Regions from separate parts of the Mus musculus genome. Here all the other regions are linked to region 2. The links are chromatin loops, found by intact Hi-C in ENCODE. Cell type or tissue: left cerebral cortex. All regions are shown on one strand. Links, peaks and the distances in the headings refer to the core of each region. The heading gives the core; the rest is flanking DNA.

Region 1 (7,538 bases), core at 1,250-6,249, 51 kb after region 2:
AAGGAGAAGGAGAAGGAGAAGGAGAAGGAGAAGGAGAAGGAGAAGGAGAAGGAGAAGGAGAAGGAGAAAACACCAACACAGGGGCTGGACTGATGGCTCAGTGGTTAGGAGCACTTGTGGTTCTTGTTCTTTCACAGAACCTGGGTTGGAAGCACACACACATTGGCTGACAAATGTCCACAACTCGAATCAGATGCCCTCTTTGGCTTATGAAAGCAACATAAATACATGTGAGTATTTGAAGCAGGTGCTCAAGTGAGCATGCATGCATGTGTGTGCACGTATATGCACGCACAAGTGCGTGTGTGTGCACACACACAAGCACCTACATAATGTAGACTAAGCACTAATGCATAATATAAATCAATACAGCTTTAAAACCAAAGCCAAAATCCTGGCTAATGTTCGACCAACCCTGCCTCAAAAACAAAAACAAATTTTAAAGGTTAACAGTGTACAACACTCGGAGTTATTCTCCAGCCTCCACATGTACCTGTACATGTGCACTCACACACAAAAGAACTCTTGCTCCCATAGACTGAACGTCATGGTGGCAAACACCTGGAAACACAGCTTTGGGAATGCAGAGGTCAGAGGATCACAAGTTAGGATCAAGCCGGTTTACAGTGAGCTCAGGCAAGCACAGACAATCTCAAACAAACAAAGCTGTGCATGTCAAGGCAAGGGAGGGAGAAAGAAAGGGAAAAAGAAATTACCCACTAAAAGGAAAACTTAGTTGAACATCAGGTTAGAACTAGAAGGTTAATTTGAAGGTTATCAAAGGTGGAGGCTGCAAGATATCTGTTAATTCTGTGCCACCGTTGGATACATCAATGAAATCATAATAATAAAAATAAAGTAAGATAATAACTGGGGTGGTGAGATGGCTCAGTGGTTTAAGGAACTTTCAGCTTGGAACTGAACCTGCAGGCTGGTTAAGTGCAGCCTAATACCTGAACCATTAAACCATCTCCCCAGTTTCATTGTAAAAGTTTGACAGTCTTATATAACACAAGTTTCAGCCAGATAATCACTCAATTAAACCTGAATTCAATGAATTCAATCCCCGGGGACCCATGTGATGGGAGGAGAAAACGAACTCCTCTAAAGTGTCCACACACACACACACACACACACACACACACACACACACAAAACAAATGTAGTTAAAAACAAAACAAAACAAAACCTAGCCATCACCTAATACCATATTACCTGGCATAATCTCCAAAGTTAGGAAAGTGAGTGAGATATGGTTAGTACCTGAAAGGGACAATTAGTCTAGTCCAATGTCTCCATTCATTCATTCATTCATAAGCAAGATCTCACTGTTGCCCCATCAGTCTCAAACTCTAGGGGGTCAAGAAAACTGCCTGTCTCAACCTCCTGAGTATTTAGCAACGGGCGTTAATAACTCACTGAAAAAAATCACTTAATGTCTTGGCTATTTTATAAAAATTTACTTTTTTAAAATCAAGTTCTGCCAGGCGTGATGGCGCACGCCTTTAATCCCAGCACTCGGGAGGCAGAGGCAGGCGGATTTCTGAGTTCGAGGCCAGCCTGGTCTACAAAGTGAGTTCCAGGACAGCCAGGGCTACACAGAGAAACCCTGTCTCGAAAAACCAAAAAAAAAAAAAAAACAAACAAACAAACAAACAAAAAAAAAAATAAAATCAAGTTCTAAAAATTTAACCTTTATATTTATTTTATGTGTACAAATGCTTTGCCTGCATGTATGCCTATACACCACATATATGCGACTCCTGTGGAGCCCAGAAAAGGGGTCAGATCTGTTGAGACTGGAGTTACAGCGAGCTGGAAGCCACTAAGTGGGTGCTTGGAACTGAACCCGCAGGCTGGTTAAGTGCAGCCTATGCCCTGAACCATTAAACCATCTCCCCAGTTTCATTGTAAAAGTTTGACAATCTTATACAACACAAGTTTCAGCCAGATAATCACTCAATTAAACAGAAGGCAACCCAAGGATTAATAACAGAAAATCCTAAGCTAAAGTTAGTGCTGCATAGTCCGGTCAGGGACTGGTGAAGTGTCCACACGGCACACACTGACCTCAAGTTTCTTCTCCAGAACCACAAAAGCAAAATGGGTTTGATAAGCCACCAAATTAATCTTTGAGCTGTGGCCCCACCTTCTTTGATTTTTCTCTTTTAAGGGATCATCTGCACTCTGATCTGGGACTTATGCTTCATGTTATTGCTATTTCTCTCAACAGAATCAACCGGTCTTTCTCAACCTGCTCCAAAACTGCACACTGCCTTTGCAAACATTCCACTCCTCTGGTATCCAATTCACATCCAAAGAGCAGTTAACAATTTTAACATGTTCCAGAGACAATCTCAAAGACGAGAAACTCAAGATAAGGGGGAAATTGTGGGTGTTTGTAAGCAGAAAAGCTGATCTCCTTGAGAAAATACTTGTTCCTACAATGTCAGCCTTCTTCAGCATACAACCCTTTGACCAGTAAGTAGCTGCACGACCCCATCTCCTTAGGTACTAACAATGGCACCTACCCTGTATCTCCCAATCCGTGAAGGAAAATAACCTAAAAGAGAATAAGACAAAATAAGCACACACTGGACTGTTACAGATTTTGTTAAGTTATAAAACCCAATGAAGGACCTAAAAACTTACAACAGAACACTATTCCACAAGCTATTTAATTTCTATACCCCTTCGTTTTAGCACTCAGAGGTCTCACACAGTCGGATAAAAGACAGCTGTCTCTAAAGTCAAGTCACGAAAGTCGAATTTTTTTCATCACAAAAGTTTCCGGGAGCAAAAGTTAATCTGAGCTCCTGCGGCAGGACAGACACTCCCGCTGCAGGTCGGCTGTTTCAGCACTGGACCTCGGAATTTGCTTCAGGGGTGGGGGTGAGAGTGCTAGGCAGGCAGGCGGCGCCCCGCCGGCTCCGATTCCCCGCCCGACCCCGGAGAGCCCGCGGGGCGGCGCGGACGCATCCACGCGCGGCGGCCTGGGTCTCGCTGGTGCCCCAGGCCCGGGCGCCGCCACTCACCGCGGCGGTGGCCTTCCGGGCGGCCGGCACAACGGCGGGCATCGGAGCGGACATGTTGTTGCCGCACATCCACCGGCTGGCGGACAGTGCGTCGGAAGCGGAAGGGAACTCGGGCTCCCGGCAGCCGAAAGTCCCAGCCCGCCCCTCCGGGCGCGCGCTCAGGCGCGTGCGCGCCCCCGCGCCGCCCTGCACTGTTCCTCGCGTTCGGCCCCGAGCTCGCGCCCCGATTCGGCCGCGCGTGCGCGTCATAGTGAGCCTTCCCGCACCGCGCTGGAGCAGTGCGGGCCGCTGCTAACCTCTCGCTGTCCATCCACGCCCGCAGTGCCTGGACCAGCGGCAGGTAGCAGGGACCGCTGCTGGGACCGCGGCTAGGCGGGGCGAGCTCTTGCTGTGGTCCCCTGCGCGCTTGACGCGTGACTCCCGATTTCACTTCCCCAGGCAGGTCAACGTTATTAACTAAAGGACAGGTATTCATTGAAATATAGCCGTTTTGAACACGGGGCAAAATCGCCACCCTTCTGCACAGCGCTGAATTTATTGCATATATAGTATGTATAACTGGGGAACGGTTCATGGCAAACATTTAAGGTCAAAATGTCATGACCTTCAGAAGTCTGCAATTCAGTGAGGAAACCAAATATACAGTTTTGACTGGAAAGGAGTTTGTGAACTAAGACTTAAAGACTAAAAGACTTAATTAAATTACACAGGAAAATCTAGGTCCTGAGAGATTTTGGAGTCTTATTCAAAACGGTTTTAAATCAGTCTTGCCCTTAAATATTGAAAAGTTTAAACATTCTCAAAAATGTTAAATTGATAACCCTCCCCCAAAATGGTAGTAATGTGATTCACAAGGCTTATGCCTCTATATATTTTTTGCTTTTTCGATACATGGTTTCTCTGTGTAGCCTTGGTTGTCCTGGAACTCACATTGCAGACCAGGCAGGCCTCAAACTCCTAACTCTACCTCCTGAGTGTGTTTGCCACCACACCCAGCAATGCCACTATATTTAAGTCAAACTGTTAGGTCTTTTCTTTGTGACTTTAAAAGAAAACACAACTGTCTTTAGCTCTCATTATGAACATAAAATGATCCAAGTCACTGTTAAGTAAGTTTCTCTATGATGAAATATGTAGAATTCCAGGAGCTACCATTATCTCACTAGAGAGGACAAGAATACATCAAGTTGGGGTGCCTGTCATCTGTGTCTTTTCCTATCTCAAAATCTCCAGTTCCTGCAATTTTTCTGGAGTTTTACATCCTCCAATGAGCTTGTTTCTTCTGTTCTGAATGGTTTCTTTCTTCCCTGGGTAAGGGAATGAAGTAAATATAAAATTTAGAAAAAAAATAGTTAATTATTCAGATCATGTGATTGTACAAAAGAAAAAGTAAGCCCAGTGGTGGTGGCGCACGCTTTTAATTCCAGCAGAGGCAGGTGGATTTCTGAGTTCCAGGCCAGCCTGGTCTACAGAGTGAGTTCCAGGACAGCCAGAGCTACACAGAGAAACCCTGCCTCGAAAAACCAAAAAGCCAAAAAAAAAAAAAAAAAGAAAAGAAAAAGAAAAGAAAAGAAAGAAAGAAAGAAAGAAAGAAAGAAAGAAGAGTAAAGTGACCAACAAGAAAATTCATCAGTATAGCCCATACTAGGTCAGTATACCCATAGAAAACTGTTGAGAGTCCAAGAGTCTTCCACAAACTACACAAACACCAATCTCAGTCAGTCAGGGGTGGATTATTGAATGTACACCCTAAGACTGATCGATCAGGGCTGTAGCTCAGATTTTAGAGGCTGACGCTATGACTACGAATATCTTTCTCTGTCAGCTTATAAGAAACACACACACACACAAGCTCATACACAGGTGCAAGAAGTGCTGCCCAGTGGTCAGCGCCAACTCAAGCCATTTTAGACAGAACAGTTCATATTGACCTTTGATTTGATAGGTCCTACATAAAGTTTTGTGGAATTTCTTAAGATAACAAACCTCATGCAGAACATATGCGAGTATGTGATCAGCATGACCTTGCTCTAAGTCCAGTTATTTTTCAGTGTCAATGACTAGCTGGCATGTTATAGCAACAATATGAAATAGCTGGCAGGCATGGAACAAAATGGCTATAGCTATGCTAGGGGAGGGGTAGGCCTCAACAAAGAGTATATTTCTAGATATAAGCAAAAGCTGGTTAATTGTGTAACAATACAAAACATTACAATACAGATTTAAAACTATAAGATTTGTAAAACACTATTGAATATGATTGACAAAATGCTGGTCAAGTTGCAGCAAAGTCTATACCTGTGAAATTATGATAATCAAGATCATAAACTCCATCCTCCCACCCTTTCCATTATTACTGTGGGGTTTGTTTTTATTTTGCATAGACTAATACATAAAACTTACCTTCCTAATAATTTAAGAATCTTGGTGTTCTGGTCAAATTAGTTGACTTCACATGCACTGGTTTATTTTTGGTCTAGTGTTTATTTTCCCCTCCATTTCTGTTAAAAAAAAATCCTTAGGACTTTTGATGATGAGTATCTTGACCCTGTAGGTCTTTTTGGGTAATATAAGCACTTTAATAATATTAATTTTTCAATCCATAACAATAGGATATCTTGGGCTAGAGAGATGGCTCAGTGGTTAAGAGTACTGACTATTCTTCCAGAGGTCCTGAGTTCAATTCCCAGCAACCACATGGTGGCTCACAACCACCTGTAATGAGACCTGATGCCCTCTTCTAATGTGTCTGAAGAGAGTGGCAGTATACTCAAATAAATATAAATAAATAAATCTTTTTTAAAAAGGGATATATTTCTACGTATGCATTCCCGTCTGCTTTCATTAACATTATCAGCACACAGAATTTAATCTTGGGCTAGATTGACTTGTACTTTTGACTTGTATTTTGTTTTTACGGTTTTTGACATGTATTGATTGTATGTGTGCATGCTTGTGCCATGGCACAAATGCGGATGTCAGAAGACAGCTCATGGGACTTGATTCTCTCCTTTCACTGTGAGTTCCAAGGCCTGAACTCGGGTTGTAGGCTTGGCAGCAGGAGCCTGTACCCACTGATCCACCCTGTTTTTGTTTTTGTTTTTCATGCTATCACAAATGTTGTTTTAATTTCCCTTTCTGATAGTTGTGAGTGTATATCAATGCGACTAGTTTTTGTATGTTAACTTTATATTTTGCAGATTTACTGAATTTGTTACTTTGTTCAAACAGTTATTTAGATGGAGACTCTATGGTCTTCTAACAGTAACATTTGCAAACAGAGGTAATTTTACTTTTCATAAGCAAAATGTTAAAGTATTAGACCTATATCAAGAAAGGTATTGTTACCTAGGTGAAGAAAAGACAACTGAATAGGAAGATCCAATATTATATAAATTATCAATTTTCTCAGAATTAATCTACCATGTAATTCCCACTAAAATAACTATACATTTTATGTAATAACAATTACATTTAAATTTTCTGTAAGATGACTTTTAAACTTTGTAACTCTGAAAGTCACAAAGATGGTAAAATAATCATGTAGAGGTATTCAGATATTTTACAAGAAATAGAGAATCCAGAGACTACAGGTCAGAGTGGCCACGTAAGAAGCAACTGTAAGATGTTGTCTAAACATTTCCATGGCAGCTGCTTCCTGTCAGGCAAGGGTGTTTCAAAAGCTATATAGTGGTCTCCCTTCAGTGCTGCAGAGTGCCTCTGAACCTCCAACACTCATTTTCAAAGGACTGGCACTGCTGAGATGTTTTGTGATCTTAGAGAACATATTCAGGGATCAAAGATACTAGCTATGTGTTAAGTATTAGTGATTATATTGCCAGATAAATGGGCTGAGGTTGTTGAAGTAGAAGAAAGAGAGTTTGTTTGGTTTGGTTTGGTTTGGTTTGGTTTTATTTTAGGTTTAAAGAGCTTATCCCTGTACTTAGAACCAGATACTGTTGTTTTGTGTTTGAGAATGCTTTAGGAAGTATTATAAAGAAAGCAGAATCCATGTGGACATTCCAGTTAGCAAGGAAGAGTTTGGATGTTCTTGATATTGCTATCAACGGAGAGGTTTCACTTAGTTCCATAGGGCATTGTGTATGAAGGTCCCGGAAAGATTCCTCAAATCTGTGTGAGAGCAAAAGTAGACTGTTATCAAGACCTAGTAATGACTGGTCTTTGTGATGTCTAATCTTAGTTGTCAACTTGACTACATCTGGAATCTAAAACTAGACATAGCTATAAGGGATTTTCTTGGCTGGATAATTTGATCAAGTGGGATGACTCGCCCTAAATCAGGGCCACATCTTCTGGTGGTAAAAAAAAAAAGTAGAATATAGTGGCACATGACTTTAATCTCAGGATTTGAGAGGCAAAGGCAGGTGAACCTCTATGAGTTTGAGGCCAGTTTGGTCTACATAGTAAGTTCCAACTATTTGGAGCTCTACAGTGAGACCCCATATTGTAAGACAAGATAAACAAACAAAAAGATGGAAGAAG
Region 2 (7,538 bases), core at 1,353-6,352:
AGCCCTGGCTGTCCTGGAACTCACTTTGTAGACCAGGCTGGCCTCGAACTCAGAGATCCACCTGCCTCTGCCTCCCGATTAAAGGTGTGCACCACCATGCCCGGCTCAACAAATATTCTTAATGTGATATAATAAGCTCCATTCTTCGTGAGTACATATCAGTAAACAAACCAGCAATCTTTTTGGACTTCAGAGAATTTTATTTTGATGTTGGAAATTGAACCCAGAGCCTTACACATGCTAATCTAGTACGCAACTACCAAGCTGTATACTGAGGGGAATGCCTCAGGAATTAAAACAAACAAAACCTTTACTGTTTGTGACCTAGAACAACTGTGTTTTCCATTCCTCTGGCCTACCAATGACAGTTGTGCTTTCTGAACTCACTACCAAACAAGAAGCTGCATTTCATCCCTTCCCATTTATCTACCTCCTAGCATCAAGTCCATTACAGCATCTTCTATAGATGATGCAAGAGAAAGAAAGAATTGACTATAACTTCTAAAGTCACCTTTAGTTCACAGTACTGACTGCAAAATTAACTACAACATTAGTATTTGATTATATTTTAGGAGTGCTAGCAGAAGTGCTTTTACAAAAAAAGTATTCAAAATTGCAGGAAACCTAGTCTATATAAAATTATAGCCTACAAACAACCTTCTCCACATACAAAAAGAGGTACAGGGACTTACAAGTAGAAACATGTGCTATATTTATCCCAGACCCAGATTTAAAGCCATACTCTTGTTTCCTAATTTAAAAAGTTGTCCTTTTCAAGCTTCTCACATAATGAAGAGAGTAACATAGCTAGGAAGTAGATAAAAAGGTCAGGTACACAGTGAAGTATTATAACACAGAAAACACCTGACACAGGAGACAGCTGAGGGGAAAGGGGGAGATAAAGGCACCATATAGATGTTCCTCCAAAACAGACACATTTCCAGTAAATACAGAAAAGATGCCCATAACATTTCATTACAAGATGTAATTTAATGGACAAATATCAACAAATATTAAAACAATATGGAGAGTTAGAAACAATCAAACATCCTGATGGCAATGTGAAATGGTATGAGCCATTTCGTGGGAAGAAAAAAAAAAAAGAATTGGATTATTTTTGAACAGTTTCTCAAATGGTTAAGTTTAGGGTGTAGGTACAGTGTTTGCTGAAGAGTCCAGCCCCAGGATTAAAACTAAAAGTTACACATAGACACTACACAGCTCAGTACTTCTACTCCTAGGTATATACCTAACAGAAATGAAAACATGTTAACACAGATATAAGATTATTACCATTAGTTTTATAGCCCAAAGTGGGAGCAGCACAGACGTACAACAAGTGAGGGTGAAACAAAATGTGATATATGCATCGGTATAATGAAGTACTATTCTGCAATAGAAAAGAATGAAATCTAACAAGGTACAGATTGAACTTTAAAATGGATATAGTAAGCTGAGCATGGTGGCTGTGCCTAGAGTTCCAGCCATCTACTCAAGATATGTAAAGAAATATATAAGATTCAAGAGCTCTTAACTAGTCAGGATGGGACTACTAACCCAGCAAAATTATCTGAATAATGAATGAGGTTAAGATTGGTAACTACAGCTGGGCAGTGGTGGCACATGCCTACTTGGGAGGCAGAGGCAGGTGGATTTCTGAGTTCGAGGCCAGCCTGGTCTACAGAGTGAGTTCCAGGACAGCCAGGGCTACACAGAGAAACCCTGTCTCAAAAAAACAAAAAGAAAAAAACATAGCTTGGAGTACTAGTTCAAAAATGGTAGCTGGTTTTAATTGATACCTACTCTACAATTTTATTAAAATGCAATTATATATTAAAAAAAAAATAGTGACAACTACCATGCTTCAAGCAGTTTCCATTTTTATGGTCTGAAGTAACTTAAAAATAGCTGCTGTCACAGTTCATCACATTTATAAAGATACGTAAGGAGAATCACAAGAGTTCCAGGTCAGACTGGGCTACATAGCAAGATGCCATATTTAAAACAAAAACAAAAAAAAGAAAAAATAGGGATTGGGGGTGGGCATGGCAGTGGCCTGAAGACTTTAATCTCAGCACTCAGGAGCCAGATCTCTGGGAGTTTAAGGCCAGCCTGGTCTACAGAGTAAGGTCCTAGTTAAGCAGGACATTATGACATGCAGTCTCAAAAAGAGAGAGAGAGAGAGTGTTTGGGGGAGGAGGGGAGTCCAAGAAATGGTTCAATAGGTAAAGGCTTAACAAGTGAGTTCAGTGCTAGGCCAATAATGCCAGCACTCAGGAAGCAGAGGAAGAAGGATTTGAGTTTGAGGCTAGCCTAATATACAGAGCAAGTTCCAGGAGAGCAAGGGCAACACAAAGAAATCCTCAAGTTGTCCTCTGACCTAGTTGTGTACACACACACACCCACACACAGGTTTTTAAATTTTAGATTTTTTTGTTTGTTTGGTTGGGCGGTTTTTTTTTTTTTTTTTTTTTTTTTTTTTTTGAGACTCTGTATAGTCCTGGCTGTCCTGGAACTCACTCTGTAGACCAGGCTGGCCTCGAACTCAGAAATCCGCCTACCTCTGCCTCCCAAATGCTGGGATTAAAGGCGTGCAGCACCAATGCCTGGCCCAAGAATTTATTGAGTATCATTTTGATCTTTCTTTGCATTTCATCAGCCTGTTTGAATTTCAGGACTGGAAAATGAAAGAAAAAGCAATTAAAAAAAAAAACAGCTTTGTCTTCTTTTTCAAGACAAATTTTCATCTTAGTTATGGTTTTGCACTACCAGAAATCAGATTTGAGAATGACTTGAAGTCTGTCTTGATGTATTTGGGAAAATAAGTTACGAAGTTAATGACTTTTTTCTTCTTGCGAGTTTCCTCTGTGGCAATCTGGGAACCTTCAGCCAGAGAGAGGTTTCCCAATTTAAAAAAAAAAAAAATGTTTAACCTATCATATAACCAGAACTCATCACCTGCATCAAGTAATGAAATAGCTCAATCAGTAAGAAAGAAAAACAACACAGGCTAATATCTGGAACAGAAAACAAACAGGAAATATTTGAAAGGACCAAAATCGTACATACGGATTAACGGGGCATGAAATTAAATGCGGGTCAACACACCTGTTTAAGAAAGAGGAACCGGGGGCGTCTGAAAGTCTTACATTATTTGGTATTAACACTAAATCCTAAGCTGGCAGCGAGTGGAAAGTCAGCGAGCTCCTAGCTCAAGCAAAACTACACAGTATTTAAGCGACAGCACTTTAGCTCTGACTCAGTTTCTTGACTCATAAAAAGAATTCTGCAGAGGCGCGTAACTCTAAAGCACTCACTGCACAAACGTTTAGCATCTCTGCACGGCTTTTACTTCACAAATGGCAAAAGTCTCTGGTGTTTTGATAATGCAAACCTGCTGCGTCTGGAAGAAGAGATTCAAGTGAAGCTGGCTGGAGAGGTCAAGTGTGGAAGCAAAGGGATGGAAAGTGGTACACACCGAGGGACACATCCACACAGACCAATCAAGGAACAGAGGATGTCATCCGTCCCGCTGCAGCCTCAGCACCATACCCGCGGAGCAGCAGCAGCCGGCTGCCCGGCACATCGCACGCAGGCCGACTTGCCAAGGGGCGGCGTATTTTCTGTTTGTGATTACCAAGTGGGTGTAAGGCAGAGCTGGGATAAACACACTTTACGGCCCGTCTGCAACTGACCGCGGCACCCAGCGAAGCCGCTCTGGGGTAACCGGCGGCGGCCACCGTACATTCTCTCAGCCCAGCGTCGAGGGCTTCAGTCCTGGGCTCACTGCGGCCGTGGGCAGCACGGACCTGAAAGCCCGGAGGGCGCGCGGCGCGGCCCGGCCCGGCCCGGCCCTGACTGACTCCGCGTGGGCCGGTGTCGCGGACTCGGCCGCGGCCTGCCCCGGGCCCGCCCGCTTACCGCATTCTTTTTCTGCACCATTTTGTCCATCTTCTTGGCAATGCGAACCACCTCGTCCTCCATGGCTCCGGAAGGCCTCCCCTCGCCCGGCCACAGCGGACGGGAAGCGAGAGAAGCTGCGCGGACGTTGGACAAGCCGCGAAGCCGCTGGCCTAGGCCTTCCTCACAGACCCGGCCCGCGGCGGCAGGGATAAGCGCTCCGCCCCCTAGGCCGTGCCAGTCAAGCACCGCGCGCGCCACACAGGCACTACGAATCGATCGCAGGAGACTGGAAAGTAGAAGTGGCTCGCTCAGGCGTGCGCTGTTCTTTTAATCTATTCCCGCCCCCAGCAGTCTGGAACTTCCGGCCCTATCCGGACTCGCGTTGCTGGCGAGCTGGAGTTGGACGGAGTCCGGCTTTCACGCCAGAGGGATCAGGCAGTAGGCGGTAGGTTGCTACGAGTTCCATCGAAACCCCTCCGGCAGAGCGTTCTCTGGGACGCAGGACAGGCATTGCCGAGGGCTTAAAGCGCATGAGCACTGAGGCTCACTCTTGGACTCAGATATTCAAACCATCTAGCCTGCTGATGAAAACCGACTAAAAAGACGACGGCCTTGAGAATTGTGACTTAAAAAAAGCCACGGTAAAAAAATGACATGTATAGTGTCTGGGATTGTTTTTACTTTGTTCCATGTGTTGAAAGTTAATAAATCAGGAGCCAATGAACATTACAGACTTTTAAGACTCAAAATATCTTCTTTCCAATGAAAAAAGTTAACTAAAACACATGTCGTGTCAAATTAAACATTTGTCACCAAGCATGATAGAAGGCCGTGGCATATAACTAATGTGCATTTTCACACTTTAAACTTAAGATCAAATAAAGTATAGCTCCCCAGGGTAACAGTGAATTCCACTTTGACTAATCAGTTTCTATTGAAAGTAAATGGTTCAGTACCATTTTTCACCCATAACTCATGCTTTTCATTTATTTTCTTTGTCCTTTTCCTTCAATTTCCTTGTGAGGTAATAAAGAGGAGACAATCACCAGGCAGTGGTGCCCCACGCCTTTGATCTCAGCACTTGGGAGGCAGAGGCAGGCGGATTTCTGAGTTCGAGGCCAGTCTGGTCTACAAAGTGAGTTCCAGGACAGCCAGAGCTACACAGAGAAACCCTGTCTCGAAAAACCGGAAAAAAAAAAAAAAAAAAAAAAAAAAGAGGGGACAACATTTTCTCATTTGCAGATGAGAAAGTGGGTCTGTGTCCAGTTAAACCATTTACTACCAATTCACACTATGCATAACAGCATTTCAAAGTTAATTACCATTAACCAAAATTTACCACTTAAGATTCTCTCTATACTAAGATAAAGCCCTTTATGGTTCAAGATATCTATCTGGTCTCCACTGCCTTGAGACAGGGTCTCTCCCTGAATTAGAAGTTTGAAGTCAGCTAGGCTGACTGGCCAGCAAATTCCCCAATCGGCCTCTCTTAGACTCCCAAGCATTGTGGTTGCAGGAATGCACATCTATGCCCAGCTTTTTTCTGCAGGTGCTGGGAATTCCATCTCAGAACCCCAGGCACTCATGCTTGGAAAACAAGTACTCCTGTCCACTTAGCCATCTCCCCAGCCTCAAGTTAAGTTTTAAGTGTTGTAAGAGAAACAAAGTTTACCATTTTAGCTTTTTGTTTTTAGACAGGGTCTTTTGTAGCCTATGCTTGCCTTAGTTATCTATGAAGCCCAAGTTATCCATAAAATCCTGCTAGGATTGCAGGCGAGCACCACCATATCCAGTTTAACTGATTTCAAGTACGAGGTGTTTACAGAACCACACGTGCTGTACATTATGACCCCTGACAGTTTCCAAGCTTTCCATCATTTATCATCAGGAACATAGAGCGGAAGAGCTGTTATTACTCTGAGCTCAGTTGTGCCTGCTTGGGAAGTTCATCATAGAGCTTGTTGACTGTTGAAGTTCATAGAGGTAGGCCTGGAGGATCACTAGACCTCACCCACATATCCAGCCATCCCTTCCAACTAGTTGTTTGCAGTTCTGCCCTAATTGGGGATGGCCTCAGGTTTCAGAGGAAGGGCTAGTCTGTAGGCTGGAAACGATTAGGAACAGGGCTGCATTATCCACAGAGGAGCCCATATCTAGGTGACGGGGATGGGGAAGGTGCAGACTTCCCCTTGTGGTTGCTTTAGGATCATCTATGCACTGTGCCTTATAAACTCATAGGTTCTCCAGAGTGAATTGTTTTGTCCTTGGAACTTTAGGAATGGGTAGACAATACCTAGGTCCACCCCCAGGGTGAAAACACCCAAGCTTATTGTGTAATTAAGATTGACTTTATTTTCCTGCCTCCACCCAAGTACTAGGTTGATCTCCATGGCTCAATAGTCTAGCTAGCATCTTTGTTTGTAAACAATAGCCTTGCAGGTGGTGATGTTGCTGCCTAAGGCAAAGTTAAGGTGATTTGAGTTAACCCTGGCTAGGCTCTTGAGCTAGTTGTTTTCTTTCTCCTCCCCCAGGGGGCTACACACTGAGAAACACTATCTCAACAAAACAAAACTAAGCATAACATTGTTGATGTAAAAACCACAGCTTTCATCTCAAAGGAAATAATATATAGCTTATTTTGGAGGCATTTTGAGTTACCATGGCCAGGAACACAGACTTATTTTATTCCAAATTCCATGTTCCAAAGTGGAAGCAGTTTCATGAAAGTTTATAGTTCAAGGCCAGGCGTGGTGGTGCACACCTTTAATCTCAGCACTTGGGAGGCAGAGGCAAGTGAATTTCTGAGTTCGAGGCCAGCTTGTGCTACAGAGTGAGTTCCAGGACAGCCAGGGCTACACAGAGAGACTCTGTCTAAAAAAACCAAAGTTTGTAGTTCTACAAGAGAAAGTAATAAATCAAGGCAAATTTCAAATGTATTGGTGGATATGTCAGTGGTGGTTTCAGCACGATGAAGCTTTTGGGTCGATGGAAGCTAGTGGTCTGCTAAGATCTGAAAAGGTTATCTATTAGTCACAAGAGTTTAGTTTAGACAAAGTGGGTGAGAAGGAATTCTGTCAGAGGGCTTGAACTAGCCCAAGTGTAGGTGAGTATGCAGAAATCTAGCCTCTTCACAGTACTGCAGTCTACCTGGTCAGTCAGTGTCTGAAGAGGAACAGCTAGAACCCTACAGCTTTCAGCATGCTGTACTATACAAGTGAAAACAGTTCTCTTTTCCTTATCTCTGACTGTACAGGGAAAACTTTCTTTCCTTTGTGGAGTATAATGTCCACTGGTTTTTAGAGACACACGATGTTCCTATTTCTAATTTGTTTCTATCGTAATTTGGTGTTGAGATAATTAGGTGCTATTTTTCCTAGTTTCCTGCTGAAGGACTAGATATTTCCCAGCTTCCCTTACGGACTATGTCCTTTTCACCCATTTGGACATCCGAACACATGGGTGACAAGATGCCTCTTTGATGTTATTGATGTGAATAAATATGGTTTATTCACCCAAGTCCTTCTTCCTGCGTTCTCTATGTCTGTTTAAAAATAAATGAATCTAACACTATTAATGTTACATACATACGATTGGTTTTGTATGTTGAGCCACTCTTACATTCTGGATAGCCTAGA
Region 3 (7,538 bases), core at 1,250-6,249, 73 kb after region 2:
GCTAAAAGATTGCTGCTTTATTCACCACACCCCTTTACTTTACCTTTTTAATGACATAGATTAAACTCTTCTACTAGTGAAAGAACCTAGTGGGGAAACCCCCACTCAATTCCCGATTCGGCGTGCACCCAAAAATCACAAAAGATGACCATCTTGATGTAAAAACACGAGGTAGTTTAATGGCGGAGCTCCGGGTCTAACCGTATCTCATGCAGGAGACAGTGGTTTTGAACCCTGAGGCTTGGAAGATAGGGGGTTTTATAGAAAAGGGGCGGGGCTGGGGAGGAATTGGCACAGTTTCACATGATTGGTCCATTTAAACATTAGCAGACTGTCAGAAGGGCGGGAGATAGGGAGGCGCCGGGCCAGTCCGGCATGTCATTCTCTTTATCTTTATGGCTAAGCAGCCTCAGGAATGTCTCAATGACGGGCTTACCCGGGCATGTTCTGGCCTGTTCTGCTATGTTCTCAGTCTGAGGTTTCAAAGCTCACAAACAACTCTTTGGGCTATTTGACATAAATTACATGAATCACAGGTCTCAAGTTTTATTTCCTTTCACTACATCCACTCCAGTAGTGACAAGCGCACAGACCCTGAAAACCTGGGCGCTGTCCTGAGGCGAAAAGTTCATGGAAACTTAGTCTCCTGGAATAATGACATCCTGTAAAGAGAATGCTCCAGTGTCCTTGCTTTAGTTGGTAAACAGATCTGTGTGCTTTCCCTTAATATTGCTTTATTACAAGTGCTCCTAAGGATTGATATTTTGACATATAGGTAACTTAGATTCTAGGCAGTCCTTGATCTGACCTTGGGAATGGATAGCTAAGTCACTGCCCTACACAGGAATTTACCATTATCTAGGAAAAAGGAACCAGAGTAGATACTTAGAACTATAGATAGCTGAGTTACACCCATACACAAGTATTTACAATGGCCTAGGGGGAAGGTGGACTATACAATAGACTAGAGTAGGAACTATGGCAAGGCCACAAAGCCCTTGCCCCTGGCTTCTAAAATTAAGTGGACCTTAGATGGAGCTGTTTTTGATCCCAGTTGTTTGTTTTTTTTTTTTTTTTTTTTTTCGAGACAGGGTTTCTCTGTGTAGTCCTGGCTGTCCTGGAACTCACTTTGTAGACCAGGCTGACCTCGAACTCAGAAATCTGCCTGCCTCTGCCTTTGATCCCAGTTGTTAACATTGAATTTTATCCCAGTTGGTTCCTGCCAGTCCTTCTGTGTTTGCATTCCTGTTTTTTGTAAGAATCCAGTAGCCTCTTTGTACCTTGCAGGTGTGTCACACAACTTCCCTATTTTCTTCTGTATAAAAAGTTTGATGCTCAATTTGACAAATTACATTCAGATCCACACTCCCTTGTGTAGAGTCTGTCAATTCCTGCCAACTCCTTGTCCACCTGCAACCAGAGACCTGTTCCACACAGACAGTGACCAAAGAGAGTCTGTGGCACTCTTCAATTCATTCTCATAGTTTTCTATGCTTACTATGTTGCATATGGGACAAACAGCATACAATTGGCTACAGACCATTTCCACTATGACTGATTAATATTAGTGACATCACATAAACCATACAATAAAGAAAATGTATCCTTACAAGAAATGCAACACAGTATTTTGGCTTTCCTCAATTTCATTGGCTTGCATAGATAAAAAGGGGACATGTGGGGAGCACTTCCAGAGTTAATGTTGGCTGAGTTCTTGCTTGTAATTAATCATGAATGAGTCTGCTAACATGCTTTTGCTTTTAGTTAAGACATGCATTATATCCTGCCAAGTTCCTCTGCTTTTACATATGTCCTTGAGAGACTGTCCAAGCCTGAAGGAAATGGCCTTAGTCAAACATGGATAGTGTGTACCATACACTTATCACATAAATGTTCATGTTCATTGTTTAACTTCCTGGAATTGGTCATGCTTTCTGTTGCTAGCCTTTAAAAGACACTGAGAAAGTAAACTTGCTGCTAGTGGTGGTATTGACCTGTAGCCCTCCCATATCTGTCTCTTCCATCTTCTTTTTGCCTTTCCTATAATCATCCTCATACCCCAAGTCGTGGTTTCCATGTTGAATGACCAGCAGGCTCTGGCCCCAGGCCCAAATCCATGGTTTTGAGTAGCTCACCCCGATATCTACCTTATGTGTAACCTGTTGGAACATGTGAAAGGGCTAGCTAGTCCTGCTGATCCAGAGCTGCAGGATCTCAGTGACCTAGGACAATAGCAGGATAACCGAATAGAGTCCCTGTGAGGATCCAATATTGGTGTAGCAGAAGCCAGAGACCTAGAACCAGACCAATGACTCATTGCAATGTACATTTGCAAGTAATAATGTATGGACAAAAGGGTATACTGTAGGACACACTGTGACACACGACAGCTTCACGATGAGGTTTCCTAAACTTTATTTTTATTTTGGGGGGGGGGGGGTTTGCAAGGGCAAAAAGGACGGAGGGATTGTGGATCTGGAGTGTATGATGTGAAATTCACAATGAATCAATAAAATAAAAATAAAGGTTTATTTGAGTTAGAAACAGCTGCTTATTAAATTGTCTCACCTTCACTATATAACTGATAGAGCTTGGTAGGAGCAATTCTCCAGCAAGACAGTGGAACGGAAAAAGAATATAAAAATGAACACATTGTTTTCTATATTACTTGTATTAAGACAAGTTTTAAAAATCATTTAATTTGGAGAGTTAAATATATGTTTGGCAGTTTAAGTTCATTAGCTTTGAATCCTATCTATACCATCTGCTGTGACAGCTGGGTCGATCTGATAGGCATAAAACCACACCTCGCTTCTAGCGTGGTTGTTTATATGAATCTAGTAAGGCTAACTTTAACTCAGTTTCTGGCATACCCCAGGAGCTAAGTATGCCCCACCCCCCATCGTTAACTGCAAGGCACGCTATTAGGTTGAACCTAATTAGACAATTAATTCTAGAGCCAGGCACTGTAACAGTTGAATTACCAGAGTCTCAAAGCTTGAACCTGTTCACATCATTTTGGATTACTTTTCGCTTCATGAGGCCCCACTTTTACCGTACAGCGTGTTCAGTCATTACAGGGCAGAAGAGAACAGTTTTCGTTCACAAAATGGTACCAAAGCCAGAGGATAAAGCATGATCTCACAAAAGTTGATGCAGTTCCCCGAAGTAAAAAGACATCAAGCCTGGAAGCTGGAAGACATAGCCTACCGACGCGGATGCGGTCGCTCTGCAGCACGACAGGGGCGGGGCAGTACGGCCGCTGCAGCGCGACAGGGGCCGGGCGGAGCCGTAAAGCAACGCGGAGTCTACGCCGCTTCCTGGGCGCCCTTGAAGCACCGCGGGTCATGGCTGGCACGGCGCGCGGCTGCGGGACCAGCCTGGACCTGCTGCGGTCCTTGCCGAGAGTGAGCCTGGCCAACCTGAAGCCCAGTCCTAACTCCAGAAAACGGGTAAACGCTTGGCGGCGGTGCGGGGAGTGCAGGGGCCGCGTCACTCTGGCGATGGACGCGTGCGGGCGCCTGGCTCCCTTCCGCGTGCGCCCAGTGTTAAGGATGCTAAGCAGGCGGAGGGTACACACTCGGGAACTGCAGACGATTCATCCAAAATTGCGTTTAAACTGAACTGCTTAGCAAGTGCCTATCGTCGTTATAAAAATCCCAGTGTTTTTTCTACATTCCAGCTGGCCAATGTGCAACCCAGGGTGCAACTAGAAAACTGTTGTGGGTCGGCTGCTCGGCTTTTACAGTAACTTAATATACGGCTTTTTTTTTAGGGGGGGGGGCGGTTGACAAAGTCAATTAAGGGAAAGATGTTACGGAGTTAGAGAACACCGAAAGACTACCCGACTCTATCCAGTTGTAATTAGCCAATTTTTTAATGTTATAGTGCAGCCAACCACAATTCCCCTTAGGCCCAGGTTAAAGGGGTAGAAGGTGGAGGGCTTTGAAAGGTCGCAATTACTTTATTTCTGGGGAACTTACAGCTACATGAGGAACTTTACCGAAGCAATTAATCATTTCACATCAGTTTTACAATTCTGTGGAGGGGGACAAGTTGCCAGGAGCTTATCTTTTAGGAATTTAGGAAATTAGAATGTGTCCCTAGCAAAAATTGGAGTTTTCCTTAGCCATATGTGATCTAATTACATATTTACGATTAATTTAAAAATAAAACATTTAATGTCACTCAAGCCTCGTTTTGGCTGTTTAGTTCTAGGATTTTCTTTTTCCGTTCCAGCTGCTTTTTCCTGAAGACTAAATTTAGGCCCTTAGCTTGTTTGTTCAAGCACACTATACCACTGAGCTGTAATCCCAAACCCTTTCCCGATGCCCTCTCACCGCCCCCCCCCCCCCCCCCCCCCAGGGTTTCTCTGTAGAGCCCTGGCTGTCCTGGAACTCACTTTTTAGACCAGGCTGGCCTCGGACTCAGAAATCCTCCTGTCCCTGCCTCTCGAGTGCTGGGATTAAAGGCATGCGCCACCACATCTGGTTCCCTTTCCCGATTTTTAAATGCTTTATTCAGAGACAGACTCTCAGAAAATTGGGGGTTGCTGGCCTTGCCCTTTTTTTGTAGCTTAGGCAGGCCTTGAACTTTGAATCCTCCTGCCTCAACCTAGCAGATAGCAATCACTACAGGGACCTAGCTTATTGTAGAGCTTGTTATTCCTGTTGGATCCCATCCCTTCCTTAGAACTTTGCCCTGTGTTTCACCTTGTATTTTGGTTACTAGGATCAGCTACATTCTGAGAGAACTATGTTGGTGGAGTATAAAGATGAGCACGCAGCTAGAGCAGGGCTTGGCACACGGTACTTTACCTCTGGTGCAATGGATAAACAGCATTAATATGGAATATGCTATGAGATGAGACAGTTTTCAGAAATGTATCTGAAGATCTTAAAACTCACTTTTTCTTGTAGGAAAGACGTCCAAGAGATCGGAGAAGAGGTAGGAAGTGTGGCAGAGGCCATAAAGGAGAAAGGCAGAGAGGAACCCGGCCAAGGCTGGGCTTTGAGGGAGGGCAGACTCCATTTTACATACGAATCCCAAAATATGGATTTAATGAAGGACATAGGTAAGGTTGTTTTTTTTTTTTTGTTTTTTGTTTTTTGTTTTTTTTAAGTACAAATCGTAATTTCCACTAAGAAGTACACAAGTAATTTGGTAGATACCTTATGTTTATTTAGGAACACACTTATGGTACTGTTGCTTTGAATAATTTTTAGTAATGTAACTTACCCTCTATTGTCTGTGTCACTGTATGACTATGCCCCCAGAAAAGCACATTTGTACAGAGTCTACTCAGACCAACAACATGCTGATGATAGTGCTTGCTGTCATAATTCCTTAGATGATTAACAATTGAAAAATGTATATGTATCTTTCCATATCTATATATATCTATATATATCTGTATCTATATTTATATATAAAAGGTAAATGTATCTTGCCATATGTATTTTTATTTCCATGTATATTACCTTTTTTTTTTTTTAAAGATTCATTTATTTATTATATGTAAGTACACTATAGCTGTCTTCAGACACTCCAGAAGAGGGCATCAGATTTCGTTACGGATGGTTGTGAGCCACCATGTGGTTGCTGGGATTTGAACTTGGAACCTTTGGAAGAGCAGTCGGTGCTCTTAACCACTGAGCCATCTCACCAGCCTGTATATTACCTTTTTAAATGGGTATATATTTGAAATATAGATATATTTAGATACATATACACAAACATCCCCATATATATTATGTATGTATGTATATATATATATATTACATTATGTATATAATATGTATGCATATATAATATGTTTATGGCACATTGTAGTGGGTACCATTTTTATTTTATGATGTTATTTTTTTAAATTTATTTACTTATTATATGTAAGTACACTGTAGCTGGCTTCAGACACTCCAGAAGAGGGCATCAGATCTCATTACAGATGGTTATGAGCCACCATGTGGTTTCTGGGGATTGAACTCAGGACCATTGGAAGAGCAGTCAGTGCTCTTAAATGCTGAGCCATCTCTCCAGCACCTTATGATATTATCTTGAATTAAACTGTGAGTTACTTGTGTCCATGAGTGAAGTAAATGTTTAGAGAGGTAAATTTTTTTTAGTGGACCAAAGGAAGCACTGGTGTTTTATTATGTGTTTGTGTTGTGCTTATAAATTTATTTTAGACCATCAGAAATTATGAAGGAAAACACTGGAAAGCGTGCTGGTTTGAAGAGGATACAGGAAGGTTACTTGGTGTTTTCTAATTATTACATTCCTGCTTTGCAGTTTCAGGCACCAGTATCAGCCTTTGAGTCTCAGGAGACTACAGTATCTCATTGATTTAGGTCGAGTTGATCCAACTCAACCTATTGACCTAACCCAGCTTGTGAATGGGAGAGGTGTGACCATCCAGCCGCTTAAGAGGGATTATGGAGTCCAGCTGGTTGAAGAGGTAACTCTAGATTGGATTTTGTATGTTTTGTTGTTTGGTACTATATACATACTTTGCCATACTCTCATTATGTACACATACCACATATATGCTTCACTGTGGACATTACCAAACTGTAGAGACACTATTTTCTTCTTTTCATACAGACCTCTAGTAAAGATTAATATTAAGTTAGGCATAGTGGGAGGTTAGAAATGAATTGCTATAGTTCTTAGTAGCCTTAAGTTATGACTATTAAATGGAGACCTTGCACCTCTTCACTTCAGGTGCACACTTTATGGCTCCTCTTTGCCATGTCGGAGCTGTCCGCATTGCTGCTGTCCTACACTGGGGCCTTCATTGAGTAAGATAAGGAGTACCTGCATAAAGTCTGAAAATGACATAATAAAGTCAGACTCGTGTCTGCGAAGGATGGGGTGGAGCAACACGAGGCCTCCACACAGTGTAAAACCTAAACAGTGCTGGAGTTGCACTTCAGCCTGTACAGGCTCTCGGTTTCCTTCCTAGCTCATAAAGACTTAGGAGTTGTGGATGGCCACCAACCAGTAACTAAAAACTGTGGAAGGTGAATCTGAAGGACTGCTTACTCAACACCTCATCTTGGGGCCTGGAGAGATGATGAGTGGTTAAGGACACTGGCTGTTCATCTAGAGAATCTGGGTTCAAGTCTCAGTATCCATATGGTACTCAAAACTGGAACTACAGTCCCACACGATGGTACTCAAAACTGGAACTACAGTCCCACACGATGGTACTCGAAACTGGAACTACAGTCCCACACGATGGTACTCAAAACTGGAACTACAGTCCCACACAATGGTACTCAAAACTGTAACTACAGTCCCACACGATGGTACTCAAAACTGGAACTACAGTCCCACACAATGGTACTCAAAACTGTAACTACAGTCCCACACGATGGTACTCAAAACTGGAACTATAGTCCCACACGATGGTACTCAAAACTGGAACTACAGTCCCACATGATGGTACTCAAAACTGGAACTACAGTCCCACATGATGGTACTCAAAACTGGAACTACAGTCCCACACGATCTTCCGTTCTTTGCTGGCCTCCACG

What was found. A loop is a pair of places that touch in the nucleus more often than their neighbours do. Peaks named below come from ENCODE experiments on the same cell type or tissue, not always from the same donor. Only the 100,000 strongest peaks of a DNase experiment are listed, where the experiment ranks them.
Region 1: a loop joins it to region 2, with 8 times the contacts of the local background. A loop is called at or near these places in 15 of 42 quality-filtered maps.
Region 3: a loop joins it to region 2, with 7 times the contacts of the local background. A loop is called at or near these places in 12 of 42 quality-filtered maps.

The regions. Positions count from the first base shown.
Region 1 is chr1:4,803,480-4,811,017 of GRCm38, reverse strand. It overlaps Lypla1 (lysophospholipase 1), which reads right to left and starts at 3,195. Exons shown (of 9, transcript NM_008866.3): 1 at 3,036-3,195; 2 at 2,532-2,563. The coding sequence starts at 3,104. In left cerebral cortex, for the core only: no CTCF peak of the experiment used is centred there; a DNase peak (open chromatin) is centred at 3,229; H3K4me3 peaks cover 1,486 bases; H3K27ac peaks cover 1,179 bases.
Region 2 is chr1:4,854,360-4,861,897 of GRCm38, reverse strand. Tcea1 (transcription elongation factor A (SII) 1) reads right to left here and starts at 4,204. Exons shown (of 10, transcript NM_011541.4): 1 at 3,922-4,204. The coding sequence starts at 3,984. In left cerebral cortex, for the core only: a CTCF peak has its summit at 6,140; DNase peaks (open chromatin) are centred at 3,335, 3,499 and 4,227; H3K4me3 peaks cover 2,259 bases; H3K27ac peaks cover 1,872 bases.
Region 3 is chr1:4,781,487-4,789,024 of GRCm38, reverse strand. Mrpl15 (mitochondrial ribosomal protein L15) reads left to right here and starts at 3,299. Exons shown (of 5, transcript NM_001177658.1): 1 at 3,299-3,452; 2 at 4,920-5,074; 3 at 6,292-6,457. The coding sequence starts at 3,348. In left cerebral cortex, for the core only: CTCF peaks have their summits at 3,154 and 3,360; a DNase peak (open chromatin) is centred at 3,272; H3K4me3 peaks cover 2,028 bases; H3K27ac peaks cover 1,105 bases.